2 separate regions of the Homo sapiens genome follow, and region 2 is linked to region 1. The links are chromatin contacts, found by Hi-C in ENCODE. All regions are on one chromosome and are shown on one strand. The core of a region is the stretch at or near the end of the contact, and the rest is flanking DNA. Distances in the headings are between cores, read along the strand shown. Region 1 overlaps ITGA9 (integrin subunit alpha 9). Region 2 overlaps CTDSPL (CTD small phosphatase like).

Region 1 (3,655 bases), core at 907-3,406:
TAACCTATGCTCTGGTACAGAAGATAAAACACAAATATCCAAGTAACACAAATACAGGTGGAAAGAAGGTGCTAAGACAGCTCAGATGTGAGGGAGCTCAGCACCAGAAGGCCCACAGCCCACCCTGGGGAGAACGGTGAGAGGAGGGTTAGCAGAGAGGAATCGCAGGTCAGGGTGGTGGAAAGTCAGCCCAGGGGAAAAAGCTCGGCAGCTGGCTCTGGAAATGGAGTACGTTTCACACAGGCAGAGCCAGGAGTCTGGAAGGCATGGGAATGCTTCACTTGCCAAGTCATGGTATTCAGAACGGATGCCCCAGCAGACTAGCTCCTGGGAGGCAGCGGTTATGGCTTACGAGTCTCCATCTGCCCCGGGCCCAGCACAGTGTCTGGCACACAATGAGCACTCAATAAATAGGGTGCCATCCAAATCGGAACACTTGAGAGTGAAATAGAGAACTATTAATGATTATGCTGGGACAACAGGCATAAACCAGGACTGTCCCAGGCACACCTGTACATAGGACACTACATCACTGATGTGTGTAGAAACAGAAGTGAATTGAAAATAGAGAAGCAAGGGGTGGGAGGGACAAGTGTGGGACTAGGCCAAGTAAGACAGTGCCCCGAATGCAGGCATGAAATAACCTGAGCTGTTGGAGGACAGGGCCCAGTCTTTTTAATCTTTGTTTCCCCTCCACCAGACACAGAGCTGTGTACCCAACAGGTACTCAACACATGCTGGTGGGCTGAAGGCATGGACCAGACTTCAAGCTCTTCAGAAGAGGTTTAAGTGACAGTCATTGTTTAAACTGCAGAGGCCACAGACAGGCAGGGAAGATCAAACAGAAGTGCAGAGAACCTCCAGTCCCCAGGACTCCTGCCTGCCCTGGACTCACAGACCCACATTGAGCTTTCCTCCCACCTCAGAGCACGGACACACGTGCACAGGAGCGGCTGAAAAGTGCAACCTCGTCCAAGACCAGGAGAAACCTAGCACCAATCCACCCAGAAATGGGCCATCCAGAATGGAGTTTTCTCTTTCTCAGACTAACTAGGTAATAATAATGAGAAAAGCCATCATCTTTTGCATTCAAAGTCATAGAACTAGTTGGTTGCTGGATGGGATTCAAACCCAAGACTTGGCTGCTTACCAGCTGTGAGATCTTAAATAAATTAAATGCTCTAAATCTCAGATCCCTCAATGGTAAAATGAGATTTTATTTTATTTTTATATATGTAGATATAATTCTGATACAATTTTCTGTATATAATCACATATTAACATATGTAATTGTATTCTTTATAAGGACTTCATGTACATGTAAAACATGTAGCATATAGTAAATGCTCAATAAAAGATAGCTATTATTGTTACTGTTACAACTTAATTTCTTCTTTTTATTTACATAGCCCTTAATACATTTTTTTTAAAAGAAGCAACTCTCTGTCACCCTCTTCACACAAATCTCCTGGGATGCATGTGAATAAACTATTCATCCACCATTGGACCCACCATTGTTCCAACTCCCATGAACTGGGGCTAGGGCTGTCTTGTGAAAAGACCCCCAGGCTACCTATGGATGGCTGCTTCGAAGGGGTGGGTTTCCTCAGCCTGGGCGCTTCCCTAGCTCTCTGTAGGTGACAGAATCCTTTCTGCCGCACACAGCGTACTCACTACAATCAACAAATTCCCCATCTGCAAAACAGAAGTCACCAAGGAGGCTGGTGGCCCACAGTAACCTGTCAGGGAAGAAATATAGGAGGCCACCATTTTCTCACAAAATGCAGGAAGGACCCATGCAATTTCTAAGCTGGCTTCTCGTATTCTGTTTGCCCCAAGAAAGCAGACCCAAGAAAAGGAGAAGGAAAACCACTTTAAAATTTTCTGCTTAATAAGAGCTTGTACCTCAAGAGCTTCCTGGTCTCTGAGAAGGGGAAATAGATTTCTGACATAGCTGTGTCCAAAAACACTGCAGTGAAGTTTAAAAAAACTGCTGAAAAGTCAAGCTCAGTCAGTTGACTGCTGACAACACTGTCCTTCAAGCAATAGGCAGAGAATGCAGAAGAAATTATAGCCCACACCACCCTCCTATAAGGGGCACCCCCTCCATTAACACACATCAGCGTGGGCTGGCGAGCTGCACTAGGTCACATAAAGTCAGTGCTGCTGACTCAAGCCTGGCCCCACGTTGTTGATGAGGAGCACTCGCTCTCACGGTCAGTGTGAGGAGAGAGGCATCTGGCCCCTCCGAGGCCCACTTGCTTCTGATACCTGCATCAACTGCCAGCTGGTGGCTTTGTCCGTTTTCCCCTGTAACTTTTGGTATCTATGTCTTCGAGCTCCTTGCTTTGTGGTCTATGGACCAGCAGCACCAGCGTCACCAGGGAGCTTGCTAGAAATTCACCTCAGATCTGCTGTATCAGGATCTGCATTGAACAAGGTCCCAGGTTCTTCGTGTGCACGCTAACGTGAGGAGTCCTTGTCAACCAGCCCGTGAAGATGACTGAGAGGCTCTGGCTTGCTCTGGTCCAGAGAGAAAGAACGTGCCAGCTCCGAGAGCTGCCTTACCATTTGCCCTCTTCTCTTCCCACATTTCTTATTTGCTCCATACTTTCTATTTTCTTCTCACCATCTGCTTCTAATCATTTTTTAATCCCCCAAAAAACTATGAAACGAGTCTTGACCCCTTCCAAATGCAGAGGCAGTTAGAAAGAGGAAAAGATTTGCAGGGTAGAGCAGAAGGAAAAAGGGGCCCAGTGTTTACCAGACCCCTACTAAGAAGTCAGTATTCTGCTCCCCATTTCAGCTGAGGACACTGAAGCTCAGCAGTAAAGGTGAAGCAACTTGCCTGAGACCATGTGGTTGATCAGAGCAAGACCTGGTCCACCCTGGCCTGGCCCAGCCCCTGCCATGCTAAGCAGGAAGAGTGCTTCAGTTCATGTGCTTCACACATGTTGAGTTGAAAGGGAATCTTTCCACCCAGCACTAGCAAGAGCATCAGGAAGGAGGGCTTTTCTACGCTAAAAGGCAATATTGTAATATGTCCCAAACCTAAAATGCCTTCCCTTTCCCACTGAGCAATACCACTTCCATCCTCTGCACTGCCACCTTTTATCTAGTTCTATGCCACTGAAAACAGAAAACATCACATCCAAGATGGTGACATCCTTTGAAGGACCCACTCAACTTGGTGAACCATCCAACCTTCTTCTGTTCTGTTTCCCCCATTGTATATGGGGCCTGTATGTGGATATAAACATTTGTGTGTGATTGTTCCAAAACACTAGAGGGAGAGATTATGTTCCATGGTACACTTGCAACTCAGGTTTTAATCAGCATGTCTAAGTACAACGTGAAACAGTCAATGTGACCTCAATCTATTATTTGTATTTCCATTTGGCTGTGTGGCTTGATCTGTGTGACTAGTGCCTTGGGAGGCTCCATGCTGTACTGTGGCAGGAGCTGTGAGTTGTCTGTCCAGTGTCTGTCCCTCTCCTTCTTAAAAATCAAACTTCAATATCTGCACTGTCCAACATGGTAGCCACTAGCCACATGTGTTATTTCAGTTTGAATTTATATTAATTAAAAGTATAGAAAAGTAAAAAGTCAATGCCTTATTGGCACTAGCCACATTTTAAGTGCTCACAGTCATATG
Region 2 (3,520 bases), core at 243-2,742, 420 kb before region 1:
AGTCCTACGCAGTAGCTGGCTCCAGGAGGTTACTGCCAGCAGAACCCTTGTCAATAACAATACTAAAAATGTCAATAAGACGATACAGGCTTATAGAGCATTTACCAGTCTCAAGCACTATTCTAAGTGCTTTTTATATATTGCCACACTGCAACCTCCAATGATCCTATGAGATCAGCATTCCTATAATTCCCATTTGACAGATGAGGCAACCGAGGCTCAGTGAGGTTAAATAACTTGGTCAATGACACGCAACTGCTAAATGGCAGAGCTGGGATTTCATTAGGAAAAGGCCCAGAGACCTTCTTGTGTAGGTGCTCAAAAGTGGTACCTGCCTGGCAAGACAGAGGGCTCAGATGGAGCACGACATTTTCTTTCTTTGGGGCCACTTACTGCATTCTCAGGATGGAAGATGTATGAGGCAGGGGAATTGTCAACAATGATCACTTTGCTCAGCTCCCGCCCAAGGCGACTCAGGTCCTTCACGTAGTTCCCACGATGAAAAACACATGATTCTCTGAAGAGCCGGGCCCGGAACACACCCCAGCGGTCTAGGAGGTCAGCCACAGGGTCTGCATACTGGAAAAGACGTGTCACAATGAAGGCTGGGTGTTTAAAAGAGCCCCCCAAACCCTGAACTACAGCAGCAAGATCCAGATTACGTTTTTTAAAAATGGATTTAATAATTAGATGTGTCTTAGGATCCTGGTTATTTTCCTCTCCGTGTACATAAGATGGCACTGGATTCTTCCATTTCTCTCACATCCAACCATCAGGAATTGTCAGTTTCATCTCCAAAGATAGCCTGACTCCATTTGCATCTATTTATATTGCCACCACCCTTAGCCTGGGCCTCGAATCTCTGGCCTGGGATGGCTGTGTGAGCCTCGTGAAAAACCTGTCTTTCCCACGGGGCCTCCTTTCTAGCCCATTCACCTAGAAGCTGTCAGAGTGGCCACTGGAAAACATATGTGCCATCATGTCACTCCTCTGCTGAAAACTCTCCACTGTCTACACACCGCACTTGGAGTAAGGCCCACGTTCCTCACTGCTGCGTCCCACATGGCACAGCTGAATGAGCTCCATCTGGAGCCCCTGGAGCCACACTGGCTTTGAGTATGGTCAGGACCTTTGTACCAGTGTTCCCTCTGCATGCATTCTCTCCCCAGCTCTTTGCAGAACATCTGTCTCCTGGTTTTTCAGGTCTTGACTTCCTCTCCCATCCACCTAGAGCCACATCTATCTTCCTTTCTGGGTTGTTTCCCTCACAGAGTGGAGTACTATGTGGGATTGCTTGATTTCCTCTCTCCTTGTCAGGGCCCAGGCCTGAAACATCCCCACCACCACATCCCTAGCACCTCCCAGAGTATCTACCACAAGAGGGGCTCAGTAAACATGAATTTCACCACTGAATGAATGAGCTGGCTCCAATGTGTCTTGAATGGCATGACACTGCCCCCTAGAGGTCCTCTGGGCACTTGGGCCAGACCAGCCCCTGAGTGACAGGATGGTGCCCAGCCGTCCACTCCCATAGATGCCCATCCACTTCCTTGAAGCCCAGGAGCTGGATGGGAGTTTGAGCCCAGCTCACAGTTGCGGATCATCCTGCCTGGCCCTCTCTCATGACCTAGGAAATTTCCCCCAAAGCAGGCTTGGAGAAAGAAATAAAGGGGTTTCTGAGAGAAAATCCTCATAACTGAAGATACCTAAAAGAGTGGGCCATACTGAGTGGCTAGGCCTGGAAGAAACAGGAGCAGTTGCCAAGCCTGACACGAGGCCAGGCCCCTGCACCAAGACCAAGTAAGGGGTACAACCAGGCATCAGCGGGACCCAGTGACTCTGCCAGGGAGGCAGAGAGCACCTGTGGCTGGTGGCGCTGGGAAGGCCAGTAGTGGAGTGCAGAGCAAGTGCCAGCACAGCTGTGGGACGTGGGCTGCAAAGCTGCAAGCAGCAGCTATGATTCCGTGGGAACATCCTCTCCTCTCCAAGGACATCCTGTAGGAGGCAGAGTCCAGGAGCAGCTGTGTTTCCTACTGGCCAAGGGAGGTGAGAGCTCAGGGCACTACAGTCATCTGCTGGTGAGGCTAACCAGGGGCCACGTGGGTGGGTTGTAGGCAACTGAGTCCAGATCAGGGGTATCCCATCTTTCGGCTTCCCTGGGCCACATTGGAAGAAGAATTGTCTTGGGCCACACATAAAATACACTATCACTAACAATAGCTGATGAGCTTTAAAAAAAATCTCCTAACGTTTTAAGAAAGTTTACGAATTTGTGTTGGGCCACGTCTAAAGCTGTCCTGGGCTGCACGCGCCCTGTGGGTCACAGGCTGGACAAGCTTGCTCTAAATGGAAAAAGATGATCTATTTCCTCATAATCATGAACACTTGTGGTAGCACCTATCTTTCAAGAGTGTCTGAGTCTGAGGCCTCCAGGCCTTAGAGAATGAATGTGAAGAATGTAAGCTTCACAAGGGGAGGGACTTTGTCTCTTTTTTTCTTTGCTATATCCCCAGTATTTAGTACTGTGCCTGGCACACAATAGGTACTAAGTAAATATTTGCTGGGTGAATGAAGGAAGGAATGACAATGAAGCAGATACTGAAAGGCTACGACAGTCAGCTTGAGGTTCCTGCGGGCTCCTGGGCAGCAGGCAAGGAGGTCCACTGCACCACTACTGCTGGCTGGAAGCCGAGTCCAGAGCCAAGGACAGGGGCATGACCACCCATCAGCAGGACATGTACCTCAGCGAGGAAAGAGGGTGGAAGGCTGCACGTGGGAGCTGATTCGGCTCAGCAAGGCTGGAGTAGCAGCAAGAGAAGGGTTGAAGAGACAGATGGTGGGGCAGGTGGGAGCCATCCAGGAAGAGTAACCGAACAAGGATGTTTAAGCAAATGCTGGGGACAATGCCAAGGAAGAGTGTTCTCAATTTTCCCAAACAAAAAACAGCTCTCACTTCACTGCTATTGGTGCAATCTTCTTGTTTATTTCTTTGGTTATTACTTCAGGCCCTTCAGCATCCCAGAGCACTGTTGGAAGAGCCACTGATGCTACAGATAACAATTAATCTTGGTACCACTCATCTGAAAGATTACCCACTGGGGAAGACTCTATTTTCCCTGAGGCCTTGTTCTCTTTTTGAAATGCAAAAATAAGGACGAGGATTTTGAATCCCACTCCACTGGTTCATGCTCTAAGGCCTGGTGATAAGTCTGGCAGCATTTGTGCAAGTGGGGCTCTCCCGCCCCTCAATCATCACAGAGATGGACCCAACCAGCAATGGCCAGGCCAGCAAAGCAGTGGAACATGCAGAGGAAGAGAAGGGAGTATGGGCATCAGGGCACCGTCCAGAAGCAGGACATGGCGGAGGAAGCTACTGTGTGATGTCCTGGAGACAGGCAAATGGTTAACCTGGGCCCCAGAAAACTCATCTTTGGGACCACTCAGGGTCCCTGAGATGCCCATGGAGACAACTGTGGTGCTACCAACAAATGGATGGTGTCAGCCCCATCAGAGTCAGAGT

What was found. A loop is a pair of places that touch in the nucleus more often than their neighbours do. Pooled maps may share reads with other maps.
Region 2: a loop to region 1 is called in a map of heart right ventricle, with 7 times the contacts of the local background. The contact joins two enhancer-like sites. A Hi-C loop is called at or near these places in 2 of 168 maps with a recorded cell type or tissue (K562 and heart right ventricle), 1 of 37 single-sample maps with no recorded cell type and 3 of 50 pooled maps.

Annotation. Positions count from the first base shown.
Region 1 is chr3:37,555,383-37,559,037 of GRCh38, reverse strand. All of the region lies in intron 15 of ITGA9 (integrin subunit alpha 9), which reads right to left. Among named protein-coding and RNA genes, the nearest start is that of ITGA9, 110 kb to the right of the region's middle. Within about 2 kb of position 2,156, at least 4 of the 41 ENCODE cell types and tissues checked have a DNase peak (open chromatin) inside an H3K27ac peak, as active enhancers do.
Region 2 is chr3:37,972,768-37,976,287 of GRCh38, reverse strand. It overlaps CTDSPL (CTD small phosphatase like), which reads right to left. Exons shown (of 8, transcript NM_001008392.2): 7 at 394-579. Among named protein-coding and RNA genes, the nearest start is that of MIR26A1, 5.1 kb to the right of the region's middle. Within about 2 kb of position 1,492, at least 5 of the 41 ENCODE cell types and tissues checked have a DNase peak (open chromatin) inside an H3K27ac peak, as active enhancers do.